4 separate regions of the Homo sapiens genome follow, and regions 2, 3 and 4 are each linked to region 1. The links are chromatin loops, found by intact Hi-C in ENCODE. Cell type or tissue: A673. All regions are shown on one strand.

Region 1 (5,000 bases):
TTGGCCTCCTATACCCCCTTTTTGTCTTTTCAACATTCGTTGTAATGTTTGATGTGCCCATTCTATAATGCCTTGTCCTCTAGGATTATAAGGAATTCCTGTTTTATGGGTTATAGCCCAAAGCTGTAGGAAATTTTGAAAAGCATGACTAGTATAAGCAGGTCCATTGTCAATTTTTAATTGTTTAGGTATTCCCATATGAGCAAATGATGACAGACAATGTCGCTGTACATGACCAGCTGTCTCACCTGTTTGGCATGTACCATGCAGCATATGAGAATAAGTGAAACAAATTAAGCAGTTCTGGGTCTAGCGTACTTTTAACTGTAGCAGTTTCTATGCGAATGGCTAAATTTACAACATAAGCTGAACAAGAAGAATCTCCTTGCAGGGTTTGGTAAAGATGTGTAAGTTGATAGGTAGCAATACCTAACATCGGGCGTAGCCAATTAATATCTCCTAATAATTGCTGAAAATCATTTAAAGTCTGTAACCTGTCTTTATGGTTGACAATGTTGATTGTAGCCTGCCACGATCCCTGATGGACTGAACAAAGGGGACGAGCGTGGGAATAAAAGACAAGAGATAAAAGAGTATATTTGGAAGAAGCGGTCAGGGGGCAGCTTGCCTCTAGTGGACAATGGCCCTGAGCTTTACACAGCCCTCCGTATTTATCAGGCAAAAGAGATAGCAGGAAGTGGGGGGGGTGGTTGCTGGCTAGCAGCCTGATTCACAGCAGGCTTGCAAGACTGCATTCTTAAAACAGTAGGCGCTAGATTTCTCAATAGATAACTCTCAATAGATAACTTCAAGGAGCCAGGGAGTGAGGCCCTCCACAAACCTTTTGGTGGCAGCGCAGTGTGAGTTTGCCACATCCTGCATTCATGATAAACAGTTTGCTGTTTGATCATATAGCCTCCAGTGGAATGCTGAGTTGGTCACGTCCCATGGGCCTTCGGGTCCCTGCAGTTGATAGGATCTGAAGCTGTGAGCTGTAAAACCTCACAGCTGACTGCAACTAGCTCTGAGCATTGACCTGAAACCCCAGAGATCCTTATTGTTTGAGTATGTTTTAGTCCATAGATGGCAGCATGACCTTTGGAAGAGCCATCAGTAAAATAAGTCTGTCCACCTGGAATAGGTTTGTGATGAGTAATCACAGGAAGAATGAAAGAATGGATTTTATAAAACTGTAAAATTTTGTCTGAGAGTAGTGGTTATCTATCACGCCCATGAAGTCTGCGAAAGCAGTTTGCCAGGCAGTCGACATTTCCCAAGCTGCAGCTTGTTGCTGAGAGTCTAAAGGAACAATAATTTTGTCAGGATCATATCCTGTAAGCATTTGTGACCTATGCCTGCCCATAGTCACAATTTGTGTAATTAAAGAAAGATAAACTTGCAAGGTTTTGACTGTTTGATTAGATAGAAAGAACCATTCTATTACTGTTACAGACTAGTCTATAAACTGGCCCAAAAGTCCTGTTGGAGAGTAGGGGGTAGGAAGAATAAACAAAAGCAAAGGTTTTTGTGGTTGTAGCCATGAGGCATGTCTCTGCTGTAACATTTGCTCTACAAGCTGTAATTTGGCTTCTGCCTCTTTAGTTAGTTGCTGCAGGGAATTTAAAGAATCTCCGTGCAGGGTTTGGTAAATATGTGTAAGTTGATAGGTAGCAATACCTAACATCGGTCATGGCCAATTAATATCTCCTAATAACTGCTGAAAATCATTTAAAGTCTATAACCTGTCTTTATGGAGAACTACTTTCTGAGTCCATACACTTCTCTCTGTAACAATAGTTCCTAAGTATTGGTATGGGGAAGTTGTTTGTACCTTTTCTAGAGCTATTTTGAGATTCCATTTAGTCAAAGCCTGCTTTGTTTCTCTGAATAACTGATGTAGGTTTTGATCTGTAGGAGCAGCCAAAAGAATATCATCCATATAATGAATGATGTAAGCAGTAGGAAACATATTCCGAGGCTTCTTTAATGCCTGTCCTACAAAATGCTGACATAGCGTAAGACTGTTAAGCATGCCTTGGGGTAAAACTCTCCATTGATAATGAGAAACAGGTTCTCTTTGATTAATAGAAGGCACAGAGAATGCAAATCAAGGCTTATCCTTCTCGTGTAAGGGTGTAGTAAAGAAACAATCCTTAAGATCTATTACTACAAGAGGCCAGTCTCTTGGAATAGCCGCTGGAGATGGTGAAAGTTTTTGTAAGGCACCCATCAGTTTTATGTGTACATGAATAGCTCTTAAATCATGTAGTAGTCGCCATCTTCCGGACTTTTTTGGAAAAACAAACACTGGAGAATTCCAAGCTTATGTGTCCGGCATCCCATTGTTCTTTTACTAGCTGCTGAAGTTGCATCAGGTTCTCCTGAGATAGGGGCCATTGATCCACCCACACGGGTTTGTCACTGAGCCATTCTAATAGTGAGGCAGTGGGCAGAGGAGAAATATCAATGACCCTCGTCAGAAATCCTGACGTCCTAGCCCTTTTCTATCTGTTTTTCCAGTTACTGATATTGGGTTAGGATTTCCTTGAAGAAATTTTCCTAAACATTTTCCCCTCTGATATCTCATGTTCTTCAACATTTTAAATCCTGGGTTATCAAAGTTTTCATTTGTAAGTCTCATATTCCATGTTATAAGTAAGTCTCAACCCCATAAATTGATAGCTATATTTTCAACATAAGACTGAAAAGTACATGACTGTCCATCTGGACCAAGACAAGGTAAAATCTCAGTGCTCTGTTGAACACTTTGAGCTGTTCCTACTCCCACTAGGGATGTAGAAGTTAATTGCAAGGGCCAGGATGGGGGCCAACTGTCTTTAGATATGACTGACACATCAGCTCCCGTATCCATAAGCCCATAAAATTTCTTTCCTTTAATGTGTACTACACAGGTAGGTCTATTAGAGGCTATGGGTTGGGATAGATAGATTTCTCATGTAGTTGTGCTCCCAACCTCTTTATTTTCTCATTTCTCCTTTCATGGAGAAGGGTGTGATTTGCAGGGAATAAGCAATAATTGAGCAGTATATTGTCCCAGCTCAAAACCCAAAGATCTTGTGACATTAAAACTACTTGAATTTCTCCTTCATAATCAGAGTCAACAACTTCTGGGACTACAGTAATGCCCTGTAAGTTAAGGCAGATTTTGCCTAAAATTAGTTTCACATATCCTGCTGATAAAGGTCCCCAAATATCAGTGGGAACTTTGATGGGTTTGTCTGCCCCAACTAACATTACCCATTCTTTGACTGGGAGATCTAATCCTGCACTCCTTGTGTTCCTGGGGTGAGGGAATCAATGTGCCTCTGGGAACCCATGCCTGGAACGGGGTTGAGGTCTGGACTGGGAATGCCCTCATTGTTTGTGGGGCCTGGGTCCAGGCCCCCATCTCATTTCCCAGCAGGGGGGTGCCATTCTGATGAAATTTTGAGCGGCACTGATTAGCCCAGTTATTTCCTCTGTTACGCAAGGACAAAGTCCTGGCATTTTTTCCACTGGGTGGGGCACTGCATTGTAAGGTCCTTTCTGTACTGAGATCTGGCGGCATTCCTTTTTAAAATGTCCAGGTTTTTCACAATTATAACATTTTCCCACTTTAGGGTTTGACCCTTGGCTCCTTTTAGATTTGTCAACTGCTAAATTAGCCACTGCTTGCGCTAATATTGCAAAGTGATGAAGCTCAGTTCCTACATCTTGACAAGCTCTGAGAAAACTTCCCAAGTTTTTTATACACCTCACCAGTGCCAGTGCATGTTTACAATCCGCGTTTGCATCCTCAAAAGCTAGAGTTAAGGTTAGCATTTCTGCAGCCGTGGTATGAGGAATCTGACGCTTCACTGCCTCTTGTGATCTTGTAAGAAATTGCACATAGGGTTCCTGTGACCCTTGCATATGTAAAAAGGATTGTACTGGGACTCCCTCTTCAGGAATTGCGGCCCAGGTGCATTTAACAGCCTGTGCACACTGCTGATAAGCAGCGTCTGGGAGTGCCATTTGACTTTCCAGGTCTGAATAAGGGCCATTACCTAATAGCATATCCTCTGTAATGTCTCCGTGTCCAGCAACATGGTTCTGTTTAGCCTGGTCTGCACACATTTCTTGCCAATTTAAATTCCATGTCAGATATGCACTAGTGGACAAGCAAGTTCGCATCAAGTGTCTCACATCAAAGGGTAAAAAACGCATAGCACCAAACACAGATTCTAGCAATCCTAAGGTCAACCGGCTCTGTATGCCATTATTTACCACTCTCGCTTTTAATTCCTTCAACAACTTACTCTAGTGGGGTGTGTTCATGAATAACCTGCTGTGGATTGTTGGGATCAGGCCTTATGGAAATAGGAAAAGTGCAAGGTCCTAGGGGCTCTCCAGCTATGGCAGCAGAGCATAAAATTCTTTGTATTGGGGTCTCTAGTTCTGCTACCAAAGGAGGCAATACAGATGTTTCTGCAACTGGAGGAGGCTGTATAGGCCAATTTTTATCCTCCCTCTCCTGTTTTTTATTTTCATCTGGAGCTGTGAGTGGGACAACAGATTCTTTCAGATTTTTAGATTCAGCCTGTTGTCCCACAGAATAATAAGGAGATAATGGCAGAAGTACAGTATGAACTAAACTCCAAGTGGAGAAAACAGAAGGATCAATTTTAAGACCTTTTTGATGAGCCCATTTTAATCCTTCTGCTCTGTCCCAATTTTCCACATCAAGGGTGCTGCCTGTGGAAACCATGGGTTATGTGTAATAACCTCCTGCAGCAGCTAAGTTAATGTCTGAGAACTAACCTGAGCACCAGTTTGTTTCAACAGAACTCTAAGCAACTGCACATAATTATTTTTTTCAGTAGACGAATTCTGCCCCATGTTACCGTGATTCAGAAAACTTCCCATTCCCAGTACTTCTTTAAGGAACTGATCCCAGTACCTCTTTAGGCGCTGACCTCATGTGCGCTGCCAGCTGACTCATCCCAGGGTCCCCATTTGCG
Region 2 (5,000 bases), 150 kb before region 1:
CTCAAAAAATAAAAAATTAAATAAAAATTAAAAAAAATTATCAAATGTTCTAACTCATCAGCATGGTGTAGCTTGCCATTATTCAGGATGTTAATTCCTCTCAACAATGTGCTCCAGCTTTCAGTGTAGTGGTCTTGGAACCATTTTGTTAGTTTCACTTTTAAGAATACTGTGATTTGAGGTGCTATTTTAAAAGATACTGTATCTTAAGTTTAATTTTCTGATAGTTGCTACCAGAGATATAGAAGTGATTTCTGTATGTTGACTTTGGATGCAGCTGCTCCGCTAAATTCTCATAGTTATATCCAATTAGAGGATATTTTGGATTTTCTATGTACGTTATCTTGTCATTGAAAACAATTATATTTTGCTTCTTCCTTCCCAATCACTGTGCCTCTTATTCTTCCTGCTTCATTGAACCCGCTAGTAGTTTTATTACAATGTTGCATAAAGTGGTAATAACAGATATCCTTGTTTTTCTTGATCTTAGGGAAAAAGTGTTCAATTTTCACTATTCAGTATAACTGGAAGTCCATGCCACATAAATACAGTAACTTCAGTACCATTCACCAATAAAATTCTAGTTCATAGTTGTATTCAATGTATACATAGTGTTTTAATTTTTTTATTTTAAGAAACAGTCTCGCTCTGTTGCCCAGGCTGTAGTGCAGTGGCACGAGCACAGCTCATTGCAGCTAACTCCTGGACTCAAGCGATCTTCCTGCCTTAGCCTCCCAAAGAGCTGGAATTACAGGTGTGAGCCACCACAGCGCCCAGCCATTTAAAAAATATTTTTAATTCATGGATCACAGTTTAAAATTTGGAGCTCTCTCCCAGTAATCTGAATGCCTAACTTCTCTTGAAATAACTGACTATCTTGCATGCCCACGTAACAGCAATTAGCCCAGGGAAGCAGGAGCTGCCCCTCTTTACTATGCTGCATTCCCCACCAAGGGCTATGGTCTCCCCTGAGCTGAGGCCAAAACAAGTAGACTGACAAAGCTTTGTCAATATCTTGCCCCATTGTTTATCTTTTTGTTGTTGTTGTTGTCATTTGAGACAAGGTCTTGCTCTTGTCTCCCAGGCTGGAGTGTGGTGGCACGATCATAGCTCACTATAGTCTCCAACTCCTGGGCTCAAGTGATCCGTCCGCCTCAGCCTCTTGAGTAGTTGGGACCACTGGTGTGTGCCACCATGCCTGGCTAATTTTTTTATTTTTTGTAGAAGTGGGGTCTCACTGTATTGCCCAGGCAGGTCTCAAACTCCTGGGCTCAAGTGATCCTCCCGCCTCGGTCTCCCAAAGCCCTGGGATTACAGGTAGAAGCCACCATGTCCCACTCCCATTATTTATCTTACCCCAGTCCTACTTATTTTCTATACCTGCTTTTCTCTTGTAGGGACTCGACTGTGTAATTCCTGGGAAAACAGATGCACTGAGCCATTAAATAAAAATTCGTCTAGCTGAAATTGCTTGAACCTGGGAGGCAGAGGTTGCAGTGAGCCGAGATCGCGCCACTGCACTCCAGTCTGGGCCACAGAGCGAGACCCTGTCTCAATATATATATGTGTGTGTGTGTGTGTGTGTGTGTGTGTGTGTGTGTGTGTGTGTATATGTATATGTATATGTATATGTATATGTATATGTATATGTATATGTATATGTATATGTATATGTATATATTCCTCTAGCCAGGCTGGGTGCAGTGGCTCAAGCCTGTAATCCCAGCGCTTTGGGAGGCTGAGGCAGCAGGATCGCTTGAGCCTAGGAGTTCGAGACCAGCCTTGACAATATAGTGAGACCCCCCCCGCCCCCCCACCCCTCTCAAGAAAAAAACAATTCCTCTAGCCAAGGGTTTACTCTCTAACTTCATTTCTCACGGTGGATCCCTCTCAAGCAGAGTCCGGGAGCCAATCCACGTCCAATTGTGCCCCCTGCTGGACAAGGTCCACTTGTTCAGAGGAAACTTGCGGAGAGATGGAGAGCTCCAGTTGAGATGCTCCAGCTCCCTCTGCCAACACAGTTTAATAACAAGTAATAAAGTAGAAAAACAATATAGCATAAAAATAATTGAAAAATTATTTTAATTAATAGTATGAAACAAAAGAGATGGTAGATTAGCAGCTTGCTGCTAATAAGGAAATTAAATTTTCTGGTAAAATTATAATAAGCAATGGTAAGAGAACAGAATAAAAATAAAATGAGAAAATCTAGCAGAAATAATTAAGGAGATGATGACGATGAAAAAATAAAATTGAATTAGAGGCGTGAAATATAATACTTGGCACACAGAAAACAAAAGCCAGTGGTTCAGAGTCCAAGTTCAGGAAAATCGCACAGGATGAAAGGGAAAGAATCAAAGAATGAAGTAATGAAAGGGAAGGTTCTCCGAAGGAGTCAGATTATCAGGAGAATTCTTCATTTAACTTCTTGCTAATAACTAGAAAACTCGGGATAAATTGATGATTTTTCAGGAACATGTAAATTACAAAAAAATATTCTCAAGGAGAGACGTATTAAATCAATTGACAATTTTAATATACACAGACAGGATCATATTAAATTATTTCAAGCTATCAACAGACAATTCTGATATAATGTAAACGAAAGAGAAAAATAAAGAGCTTCACAATTGTTTGTACAGAGCGAGCATCACATAACATGAAAACCTAACAAGGTAATACAGAAAAGGAAAAGTATATAGACAAATCTCCCTATGAATATTGACATGGAAATTCCAAATATTTGGAATTTAGCGATAAAAACCTCCAGTAATTTTTTTTAAAATACCAGCTGAATGTGGAGGCACAGCCTACAGTCCCAGCTACTCGGAAGGCTAAGGTCAGAGGATTGCTTGAGCCCAGGAGTTCAAGGCTGCAGTGAGCTATGCTGGGGCCACTGCACTCCAGCCTGGGTGACACAGCGAGACCACATGTCTTTCTGAGGTCTTGGAGGCTAAAACGCACACACACACAAAAACTCATATCTCTTTAAAAATAAATAAACAAACAAATAAATAAGCCATGTTAAAATGGATATTACCTAAGAATAATGAGATGATTGGATATTAGAAAATCTATTAAAATAAATTGTGTATAGATTAAAAGAGACTATGATATCATTTTGTTAGATGTCGAAAGGGCATGTCATAAAATATAGTAACTTTTCCCCCAAAATTCCCTTATATAAGATTATTTGCTTAATCTAAAATTACATATTTATAATCTTAGATTTACATATATTATATTTAATCTTAGATTTATATATATATTATATTTACCTACCTGTCTACCTAATCTACAAAGCCAAAAGCAGTTAAATGCTTCTATGTAAAACATTATGTTGCCCGCCACCCCAGGACGTAGTCCTACGATCACTACTCTTTGGCATCTTCACTCATTCCCAAAGCAATCTCATCCAGTCCAAAGGTTTTAAATACTATCAAACATTGATAAGTCCCAAATATACATCTTCATTCTAGTCTTCAGTTTGCAGCTTTAGATCCATACATTTAATTGCCTGTTTGGATATGTACTCTGCGTCTCAAATTCATCGTGTCCAAACCTTACTCTGGACACCCACTCCAAGCCTGCTCCTCCTACATTCTTCCTCATCTCAGTAAATGTTAACTCCATTTTCCAGCTGCTCAGACCAAGGATCTTGGAGTCTTTTTTATCACTCTTCCTTCTCTTACACCCTGCATCCAGTCAGAAATCCTCTCAGTTCTACATTCAAAATATACCCAGAGGCTGGGCATAGTGGCTCACGCCTGTAATCCCAGCATTTTGGGGAGCCAAAGTGGGCGGATCACTTGAGGCCAGAAGTTCGAGACCAGCCTAGACAACATGGTGAGACATCATCTCAAAAAAAATTATATACATCTATATCTATAATCCAAATATATATATATATATTCAAAACTACTTCTTCTCTTCCTCCTCCTGCTCGTTCTTCTTCTTCCTCTTCTTCTCCTCCTCCTCATTCTTCTTCTTTTTTTTTTGAGATGGAGTCTCACTCTGTCACCCAAGCTGGAATGCAGTAGCATGATCTTGGCTCACTGCAAACTCCGCCTCTCAGGTTCAGCGATTCTCCTGCTTCAGCCTCCCAAGTAGCTGGGATTACAGGCATGTGCCACCACGCCCAGCTAATTTTGTATTTTTAGTAGAGACAGGGTTTCACCATGTTGGCCAAGCTAGTCTTGAACTCCTGACCTTGTGATCCGCCTGCCTTGAACTCCCAAAGTGCTGGGATTGCAAGCATGAGCCACCGCGCCCGGCCTCATTCTTCTTTTCTCCTCCTCCTCCTCCTTCTTCTTGTCCTTCTTCTTCTCCTCTTTCATCATTTCCATCCTCCTCTTCTTCTTTCCTCACCTCTTCCTTTCTTTTTCCTCCTCACCACTTCTTTTCCTTTTCTGATCAATAGAACCCTGAAGCCAACAGGTGGGGCAGAGCAAGACAGATAGCTGCGCAGAGGTCATCTGGAATGGGGAGCTCCAAGCAGATTGAGGAGGGTATCTACCCAGGGATGTCAGAGGGGAGTGTCAGAACCTGCGGAGGGAGGGCACTTACATGTGTTTGCACACAGGGATGGCCCCTTATGGGTGTCAGAGCTTGAACAGGGTGAGTGGAGTCCTTTGCCAGAGGGCACCCCAGTAGTGGGAAGTGGGACCAAGCAGGATGAGGAGCCAGTCATGCTGGAGAGGAGCAGTGGCTGAGATGAGGGACTAGTTACACTCAGGAGACTGACTGAACAAATGAGTAAATATATCATGATTAATGGGAAACGAGTTTCTCATTCTCAGAGAAGGGATTTACACATATGGGAAGGCAGAAAACTACAAAGACCCATGTAGTACTGGATTGCAACTAGAGGTAAAGGAGTGAATTCATAGATTTCAATCTGTTTCATGAATGAAATAACACGTGAATGCAAATGAGAGACCAATTCCAACAAAGTCAGGATCAAGACAATGGCACCCAACTATCACAATGATTATTTAACA
Region 3 (5,000 bases), 340 kb before region 1:
AGCCTCCTGAGTAGCTCCTGAGTAGCTGGGATTACAGGTGTCTGCCACCACACCCAGCTAATTTTTGTATTTTTTTTTAAGTAGAAATGGGGTTTCACCATGTTGGTCAGGCTCGTCTCGAACTCCTGACCTCATGATCCACCTGCCTCGGCCTACCAAAGTGCTGGGACCACAGGCATGAGCCACCACGCCCGGCCAATACTAGGTATTTTAAAAAAACTTGAGTACTGAATTTTTTTCCCTGACAACTGGTATGCTGATTTACAAAATTTGAATGACATCTTCAGAATAAGAACCATGCAGGATCTTCTTGTAAACCAAAAGGAAGGACACATATTCTATGGACTGCAGTGCAGAAGAAACTTCTTTTCCATGGATGTTGCCATTCTGTGTAGTGTGGACAGAAGTGATTTATTTGAGGTCCTCTTCATAGAGATTAGCATTTCCTTTCATGTAAAAATATGCTGCTCACAGTTAAATGAGGCTCATAAGACATAATATTTTCAGACAACATGAGTATACAGACAAAATTAAAATTTTAGGTTCCATTTTTCATGTTTATGGCTATTTGTATTTTTCTTTTCTTTTTTCTTTACTTTTTTTTTTTTTTTTTTTTTTGAGATGAAGTTTTGCTCTTGTTGCCCAGGCTGGAGTGCAATGGCACGATCTCGGCTCACCACAACCTCTGCATCCCAGGTTCAAGCAATTCTCCTGCCTCAGCCTCCTGAGTAGCTGGGATTACAAGCATGCGCCACCATGCCTGGCTAATTTTGTATTTTTAGTAGAGACAGGGTTTCTCCATGTTGGTCAGGCTGGTCTCGAACTCCCGACCTCAGGTGATCCGCCCACCTCGTCCTCCCAAAGTGCTAGGACTACAGGTGTGAGCCACCGCGTCCGGTCTCTATTTTTCTTTCATGAGTTGCTTGTTTGGGCATTGACATGCATTTATAATTGTCTTGTTGGAATTTAGTTTTTCTGGTGTTTCCTAATCCTCTTCCTCCCTCTTGTCTATGAAGAGTCTCAGACAATGTGGTCATGCTGTTCTCTTATCTGAGGATTTGGAAATTTGCCTCGCTAAATCATATGACACATATCTGACTATACCCGGGTGTGACCTTCCTGACAGTCACACAGTTAAATGTCCTGGCCAATACCTTTAAGTTTCAAAATAAATAAATAAATAAAAATCAAAATAAAAAACTTAATGGATAAAAAGCAATTTTAGGTTCAGCTACGTGATTTTCCATCTCACTCTGTATCGTATGCATCCAACGAACTCTTGAAATCTAGGACATAATACTATTTGGCACCATATATTAGTAAAATATTTATTACAGTATTATCTAGATAAATGCTCATTTGTCCTTATTAACATGGAGAGCTATTTGTATCTTCACTTACTATATAAATAATTGAGGTTTTAATAAGTAATATAATACCTTGTTGTAAGTTATTTTAAAGTTAAGAATATGGCTTGGATTCCTTGGATTCATTCACTCGGTGTAATGCATTTGAGACTCAGCTATGTGATTGGGTATATATATGAATAATTTGTTTTTGTTTTTAAATTGCTGACTCATACTTCATTGTTTTCCACAGATCCCCCATTTTGTATATATTCACTGTTTGACAGATACTCAGAATGTTTCCAGGTTTTGGTGAATATAATATAAAGCTAGTACAAATATTCCCATGCAGATTTCTGTGTGTGGACACTAGTTTTTTTTTCTCTTGCATAAATACCTAGGAGTTGGGTGCTTAGTCACATGTGTAAGTTATAAGAAATCGCAGCTGGGTGCGGTGGCTCACGCCTGTAATCCCAGAACTTTGGGAGGCTGAGGCGGGTGGATCATTTGAGGTCAGGAGTTCAAGACCAGCCTGGCCAACATGGCGAGACCCCATCTCTACTAAAAATACAAAAATTAGCTAGGTGTGGTGGGTGCCTGCTATCCCAGCTACTCAGGAGACTGAGGCAGGTGAATCGCTTGAAACTGGGAGACGGAGGCTGCAGTGAGCCGAGATCGTGCCACTGCACTTCAGCCTGGGCGACACAGTGAGACTCTGTCTAAAAAAAGAAAAAGAAAAAGAAATTGTCAAAGTGTTCTCCAAAGTGTGAGTGCCACTTCATATCCCCACCAGCAAAACATGTGAGTTCTGGTTGCTCTACATTCTCATTAATATTTGGTATTATCAGGAATGTGTAAAATTTATTTTTCTTTTGGTTTGGTTTTGTAGCCATTCTAATAGGTATGTACTGCCACCTCATTCTAGTTCTAATCCACGATTTCATAAGAGCAAATGGCGTTGGGAATGTTTCCATTCATGTGATTATTTGCCATGAGTTTTTCTTCTTTGATGAGGAGGCTGATCAAATCTTTAGTGCTTTTTAAAATCCGTCTTAAAATACACATAACAAAAATTACCATTTTAATCATTTTTCAGTGCACAGGTAAGTGGCATTAAGTACTTTCACACTCTTATGCAATTATCAACCATTGATCTCCAGAAATGTCTTCATCTTGCCAAATTGAAACTCTGTACCCACTGAAAGATAACTCCCTATTCCGTCCTGCTCCCAGCCCACGGCAGCCAACTTTCTACTTTCTGTCTATGAATTTGCCTATTCTAGATACCTCCTATAAGTGGAATCATACAGTATTGGTAACTTTTGTGACTGGCTAATTTCATGTGGCATAGTGTCTCCAAGCTTCATCTAAGTTGCAACACGTGTCAGAATCTCCTTCTTTTTAAGGTATTTCATTGTATGTATATAATATAGAGGCTTTTGACCAGTGTAGCTCATCCTGAATTATCGAGTTGATCCTTAAATCCAATCAGAAGTGTCTTGCTGGGAGAGGAACAGATGGAGATTTGATGTACACAGAAGGCGGCGGTGTCTGGGCAAACCCATCACCTCAAATGCATCTCACCACCAGGGGGAGCCATAGAGTTGTGCGATGCATCCACCCTAATCTTTGTACAACCTCCTGTGGATAGGAGTAAGAAGTGGATAGAGAGGGTGAGAGGCAGGAGCCTCCAGTCAGCTTCCAAAGATGGGAGTGAGATGGAAAATAACAAGAATGACATTAACAATAACAATAACATTACAAATAACATTAAGTTATAACAGCTACCTCTTGTGGCAAAAACCAGAGTAGGGGGCTGTGAGAAACCCACCTTATGTACAGCGCCTCAGAGATCCCAACTTAACATTTTTTGTGATCTCCAAGATAGATAGACAGGAAGGAGTGGCTGTTCATTAGCATTCGCTCTGGCTGTGCCAGGCAGAACTTTGCCCTGGGAGGGACTATGACGTTCTGCTCTCTTAATAAAAAGGTACAAAGCTGGGCTCCAGAAATAGACTGAGGGGCCTCTTGGGTCTGCTCCCCAGGCTGCTTCCTGTCCATAGGTGAGCAGTGGATGCTGCCACTCCTGACTGGAGAGACAGGGTTTCAGAAGAAATTCTCCAAGTTATGGGGGATCCCGGATGGGATGGGTCAGGTCTAGCTCTGGGGTCTGCTTAAGGGAATGAGAGTGAGTCTTTGAAGCTCAAGGCACCCTCCAAACCTGCACTCCTCTCCTAACAGCAGGGTCCTCATGAGGGTGTCGTTGCATGAGACAGTAAGGGTCATGCCATGGGCTCTGAATGAAACCAGTTCTGCCATCTTCATCCTGATTGTTCAGACTAGGCATCACTGACCATGCACAGTCTAGATGGAGGGAGGTACATGTTTCTTCAGGGACATGGCACAATGCTGTGTCTAAAAGGAATGCTTCATGTTGGTGCAGCCAAATGGAGCTGATCGGACGCTCTCTGTGGCTGTGGTTGCTGGTCTCCTCTCAGTATCCACTCTCTCTTTTTCCTTAGTAATAAGGACCTCAGACATGAGAACCCAGCTAAGAAGGATTCTACGTTCTACACTTTCTTCTGTAGTTTTTTCTGAACAGCCCTATGAAGAGGAAACATTTTACATCCCTATTAAAAACAATTTCTTTTTCTTTTTAATTTTTGTGGGTACATAGTAGTTGTAGACCCTAAGATTCTTTTAAATTTATTTAAATTTTTTATTTCTTAACCTTTATTTTAGGTTCGGGGTACACGTGCAGATTTGTTATATAGGTAAACTTGTGTCATGGAAGTTTTTTGTACAGATTATTTCATTACCCAGGTACTATGCCTAGTACCCAATAGCTATTTTTTCTGCTCCTCTCCCTCCTCTTACTGTCCACCCTCAAGGAGGCCCCAGTGTCTGATGTTCCCCTCTATGTGTCCAAGTGTTCTCCTCTTTTAACTGCCACTTATAAGTGAGAACATGCGGCATTGGTTTTCTGTTTCTGTGTTAATTTTCTAAGGTAATGTCCCCATTTTACAGGTGTAGAAAGCAAAGCTTAGCGGAGATAGGAAACTTAACTGAGATCACGTGGCAGGTAAGTGGCAGCATTAGGTTCAAACCAGACAGTGTGACCAGGAATCCCCCCTCTTAACCATGGTCTTTCCTCAAACAGCCTGTACAGCCTTTGACCCAGCAGTCCTCAGTAATTTGGGGGCAGTGCACAAGACCATCCTCACTTCTAACTCCAGCTTCACACTCAGGGGTCCCCTGATCACCTTCAGTTTCGACAGTTCACAAGTAGGACTCACAGAACTCACTGAAAGCTCTTATTCTCATGTTATGTCTCATTACAGCAAAAGGATACAGATTAAAGTCAGCCAAGGGGAGAAGAGCATGGGGCAGGGTCCAGTGAATTCCAAATGTGTAGTTTCCAGTTGTCCCCTCCCAGTACAATCACAGACAGCAGTAATTCCTCCTTACATGACGTGTGACAACATGCATAGAGTGTCACCAACCAGGGACACTCACCTAAGCCTTGATGCCCAGGGTTTTTATTGTGGCTTTGCCATGTAGATATGGATGGCTGTTCACATGGCTGATCTTAGCTTCAGCTGCTCTAGAGATAGAGCTGACAACAGTGACCCAAAGTCCCTACCATTAGTCATA
Region 4 (5,000 bases), 200 kb before region 1:
TTTCTCACTCCAGGATCCCCAGATGGACCCAGATCCAGTTCGTGGCTATTGGTTCTGGAAGGGGGCCATCCTCACCTGGATCCTCCAGTACCAAACATAACAGAGTCTAAAATGTGAAAGAAGAAGGCAATGGCAAATCTACCTTCTCTGAGGCCTCCAAACTCGCAACTGGCCCTCAAGGATGAGAGGTGCTCAGATATGGGACACGGGAACACCTAAGCTCTCTGTAAGTAGAGTAGTACTCTACCTTTCACATTTAGAGGTTATGTTTTCTATTTGTGACAATATCTCACTAAAAGTCTTCTCCTCATGAGGGAAAAATGTCATGCTCCCCTCCTTCTTGGCATCTCTGTTGCTCAGTGAAGGTCCCCAAGGAGGTGGAATCAGCCTACGGTTCTTGGTGTCTCTTCTGCAGCTTTTGACCTGGTCTATTTGTGGAAATAGGAGGATCATGGAAATGGAAATGTTGACCTCTTCCACAAACCAAAAGACATAGGCTCTTCTAGAGTAAACACAAAAATTTCAAGATGAGAGATCAAAGCATGAGAATACAGAGGCAGTTTGTCCTGTACCACATCTTCAAATCTCAGACCTGCAGCTTCTATCCTGCATATTTCTCCAAGCTGTACCCCAAAATGATGACGAAGGACCTTCTGTGAAGTCACATTTCCTGCAATCCTCTTGTCCCTGCACCTGCACAGCAGGGGCAACAGCAGCATCTTGGGTTTGGAGGGGGGTGAGTCTGGGACTCCTGACATCGCCTGATGAGTCTCTTCTACCTGGAGATCAAGGCAGCTACAGAAAGAGCACAGCTAGAGACTTTTCCTGGATTGAGCTGCTCCAAGTTCCTCTCTCTGTTAGGAGTCCTCTTCCCTCAAACAACTACCAGGGAAGTGAAAGCTGACCTCCTTTTACCCCAGGCCTACTGATAACCTGTTCAGTGCCCCCTGCCATCTCATTCCTCACTCAGATGTTGCCTCCTCCAGGCATCCATTCCTACCTCTCCTCAGAAAATGAATGGGGCATGCCCCACCTCTTCTCTGTTCACTTGGAACTCGGAGATCTCTCTCAGAGCAGAAGAGTGTAGGAGCCCTGAAACTGAATCTTCTGCCCCTCCACCCATCACACAAGAAGTCACGAGAAGGTGGAACTGAAACTCACCTGCAAGGGGGGCCCTTCATGGTCAGAGACGGTGACTCAGAACTGAGGCCCTGGCTCCAGCTTCACACTCGACTGTGATGTTTGTGGTTTTTCTGGTGTCAATTTGAGTTCAGAAAGTCACTGAATTTTTGTATGTCTCCTCGCTTATTCTCAGGTTTCTGATAAGCCCTTCACTCACACCTTCAGTGTGAGTTTTGACTTCTTGACAGTTCCTCCAGCCCTATGGGCCTCCCATCTTCACAGTATTTATCAGATCTCTCCCTCCTTAACGCACATCCATTTTACCCTGACATTGCCTTGCCTGTTCTGCCCTTCATGACAACTCTCTCCATCCTGTGGTCCACTGAGGCCCCAGGATCCTTTTCCTAGTCTAAACACTTACTATTCATGTAGAATGAAGGAAAACTTAGAATTTATTTCTGTGACCCCTCAGCTCCAAATATAACTTCACAACCAGCCTTCTAATAGATCCTTCATTCCTTCATTTGAGCTGATTCAGGATTTGGCACAGAGTCAGGTATGGAAAAGGATCACATATCATGTTCTGTTTTTCAGAACACCATGACAGGACAAATAAGGGATTCAAAGCAAGAGCAAATTATCAACTCACTGGAAAAGGAAGGGAGGAAGAGATGGAGCCTACCACATAGAAGGTTTCCTGGAAGGAGTGAGGGCAGAGTCAGCCCAGAGAGGCAAGGATCCCAGTGGCCTGTGAGAAATGCACCATCTCTCTGAAGTTAAGTCTTCTCTTCCCTAAAATGAGGGGGACTTCAGAAGAAGACTGAGGAGGAGTTTGAATGTCCTCTGACCAGCACCTCTGTCCTGCAGCACAGAATGTAACCAACTCTGCTTTCCAACCTTCTTACCTCTGCATTTGAGACAGGACAGAGTTCTGCTCCCAGGGGGCGCTCCACCCGCCATGCCCGATTTGGGGAACAACTAGCCCAGGGTTGGCGCTGTCCATGGTTCTGCACCACAACTGTGCTCTGAGTTCAGGAAACTCCCAACTCTGCCATGGACACGAATTTACAAGCACACGGTTCTGAGCTGTAGGCCAGCGGGGCACCTAAGTCAGAGAGGCTTCGAAAAGGCTGGGTCCCTTTTGGGAAGGAGAGGCCAGGGAAAGAGACTTATCGCTGTGCTTTTCCTCTCACTCCTCTTGTTGAGCTAAGGATCATTCTTTTGAATTGTAGTACCGGCCTGGCTAAGGGACAGGGAAGAACAAGGTATTTTTCTGAAGTTCCAGATTATGCTGATGTTGCTGGCTCTTGGACCACGCTTTAAGTAGCAAGTCCGTGCCTGGATCTCCTCTCGGATAAGGGTTTAGGAAAGAGATGGACATTCACTGAAGCTCCCCAAGTTCCAGACTCAGGGCTGTGCTTTTCTATATATGCCTCATTTAATCTTCATAACCAACCTAAGAGAGGTTTGGTTAATAATTCTCATTTGACAGAGTGGGAAACAGAGACTGGATGTATACGCGATTTCATGGGGTCTCACATTATTGGTGCATATATATATGTGTGTGTGTGTGTGTGTGTGTGTGTGTGTATATTTTTTTTCTTTTTTTTTTTTTTTGAGACAAAGTCTCACTCTGTCACCCATGCTGGACTGCAGTGTCATGATCTCAGCTCACTGCAGTCTCAACCTCCAGGGCACAAGTGATCCTCCCATCTCAGCCTCCTGAGTAGCTGGGACCACAGGCACCTGCCACCATGCCCAACTCATTTTTGTTTATTTTTTGTAGAGATGGGTTCTTACTATGTTGCCCAGGCTCTTCTTGAACTCCTGGGCTCAAGCGATCATCCCATCTCAGCCTTCCAAGTAGCTAGGACCACAGGTGTGTGCTTCCATGCCCACTAACTTTTTTTTCTTTTTGTAGAGACAGGGTCTCACTACATTGCCAGACTCGTTCCAAACACCTGGGCTCAAGTGATCCTCCTGCCTCACTCTCCCAAAGTGCTGGGATTACAGGCATGAGCCACTGAGCCTGGTGATATTTTCCACTGTGATGTTGTCAAATCTATCAAGATTTTTGGTAAGAAGGATGAGTTTTTATTAACTTTTTGTCATAATCTCCTTAAAGAAAATTATTTTTTCTTCAAAAAATTTAAGAAAAGATGACTATCAGAAGATCAGACATTTCCTAGCTTGCAATATTTTTCCATGTTTGTGTTATCAGAAATATACTTACCATTCACATTGTGTGATCATCTGTTATGCTGAGAAATAGAACATGCGGGCACCCCAGGAATCTTAGAACCCCTCTTTGTTTCCCACCCTCCCTGACCTTCTTATGAGTACCACCTTGCTGATATTTGGGATTATCCTTTTCCCTGCCTTTGCCCATAAGCATAATACCTGTGTATATATTTTTAAGCAAGAATAATTGCTTTAAACATTCACACAAATGGAACAATGTGGTAATGTGTATTTTGTATGGCCAAATAGGACTGCACTAGCTTTCCTTTTATTAATGTCGGCATAATATACTTTCACTTTTGGCCTTCTCTATCCTTGTACTTTACGTGTATATGTTGTAAAGATCATATACTTGGAATCCATCCAAGTGGACTCTGTTTTAAACTGAAGCATTTATCCAATTATATTTAACATAAATATCCCATGTTATATTTTGTTTTCTGTATGTGTCACCAATTCTACATTACTTTATTTCTCCGTTTTGTTTGTTTGTTTTGTTTACTAAGTAATTTTGTTGTTGTTTGGCTTTTTGTTTGTTTTTTGAGACAAGGTCTCACTCTATCACTCGGCTTACTGCAGTCTCCACCTTCCGGGCTCAGGTGATCCTCCTGTCTCGGCCTCCCAAGTAGCTGGGACTACAGGCATATGCTACCATGCCTGGCTAAATTTTTTGTACTTTTTTGTAGAGGTGTGTTTTGCCATGTTGCCTAGGCTATTCTTGAACTCCTGGGCTCAAGTGATTCTCCACCCCTCGGCCTCTCGAAGTGCTAGGATTACAGGTGTGAGCCACTGCGCCTGGCTGGTTTACTAAGTTTTTAATAGTATACCTTTAGTGATCACTAGGTTGAAAGTTATATATTATGATTCTGTTCTTTTAGCCGTCATGAGAAAAATTTACAGCATGCCTTATTAACCTATCAAAGTCTTTAGTAAATGAAAACCTCTCTCTCCTCCTGGATAATATATGGATATTGGGACATGTAAAATACACTTACCTTGGTACTTAACTATTGTGATTGTCAGGAATTCTAAACTATCTTTTGTTTTTATTAAAGCTCCCCCATTTACTTGCTCTGAAAGATCATTATTGCTTTCTCATTTTTGAGTTGACTTTACTGAGTATAGATTGCAAATTGATGTTAGAAATAGTATTTGCCTTCTTCTACTCTCCAGGTTGCTACTGATAATTCAGTTGTCAATTAAATGACTTTTCTTTTGAAGGTGATCCTTTTTCTCTGGTAGCTGTTCAGATTTTTTTCCTTGTCTTCAGTTTTGATTCAGCCTTACCTTGACACAAACCCAATGTAGGGATGGTCTCTTTTGACATTTGCAACCTTTCGCTGGGCCACAGACTTAACCTTCATTTCCAGAGCCACATGCAAGACCAAAGAACCAAAGCTTCCTTTTTCAATATGAGCAAATGCCCCTGGGAATTTTGGCTTAGTGATTCTGCTTACTTCTCTGGGTTCAGCCTTTCCCCAGAATTTTGGCCTAAGTTTCCATTTTCTTTTCAGGCATTCTATACTATTTAAGGGAAGGATTCTTTTTCTACTCATTTTTTCCCCAAAAGATTTTATTATTTTCAACACAAGGCTTGATCAAAATTATCTAACCTGTCATAACCAAAACAGTAGTCA

What was found. Peaks named below come from ENCODE experiments on the same cell type or tissue, not always from the same donor. Only the 100,000 strongest peaks of a DNase experiment are listed, where the experiment ranks them.
Region 2: a loop joins it to region 1, with 3 times the contacts of the local background. A loop is called at or near these places in 2 of 110 quality-filtered maps.
Region 3: it touches region 1 in a loop (2.3-fold over the local background); 2 of 110 quality-filtered maps call a loop at or near these places.
Region 4: a loop joins it to region 1, with 2.7 times the contacts of the local background. A loop is called at or near these places in 2 of 110 quality-filtered maps.

The regions. Positions count from the first base shown.
Region 1 is chr19:51,806,518-51,811,517 of GRCh38, forward strand. The region is part of intron 1 of FPR3 (formyl peptide receptor 3); the gene reads left to right. It also overlaps a transcript of ZNF577 not described here. Among named protein-coding and RNA genes, the nearest start is that of FPR3, 14 kb to the left of the region's middle. In A673, CTCF peaks have their summits at 2,282 and 3,940; DNase peaks (open chromatin) are centred at 804, 2,274 and 3,914; H3K27ac peaks cover 385 bases.
Region 2 is chr19:51,659,242-51,664,241 of GRCh38, forward strand. No RefSeq gene overlaps it. Among named protein-coding and RNA genes, the nearest start is that of SIGLEC14, 15 kb to the left of the region's middle. In A673, a CTCF peak has its summit at 1,962 (motif pointing left); a DNase peak (open chromatin) is centred at 1,930; H3K27me3 peaks cover 2,005 bases.
Region 3 is chr19:51,470,181-51,475,180 of GRCh38, forward strand. No RefSeq gene overlaps it. Among named protein-coding and RNA genes, the nearest start is that of CEACAM18, 5.9 kb to the right of the region's middle. In A673, a CTCF peak has its summit at 2,932 (motif pointing right); a DNase peak (open chromatin) is centred at 2,941; H3K27me3 peaks cover 2,664 bases.
Region 4 is chr19:51,606,042-51,611,041 of GRCh38, forward strand. SIGLEC5 (sialic acid binding Ig like lectin 5) reads right to left here. Exons shown (of 9, transcript NM_003830.4): 9 at 4,919-5,000. Among named protein-coding and RNA genes, the nearest start is that of LINC01530, 14 kb to the left of the region's middle. RefSeq lists an enhancer at 1,013-1,372. In A673, a CTCF peak has its summit at 2,071; a DNase peak (open chromatin) is centred at 2,100; H3K27me3 peaks cover 51 bases.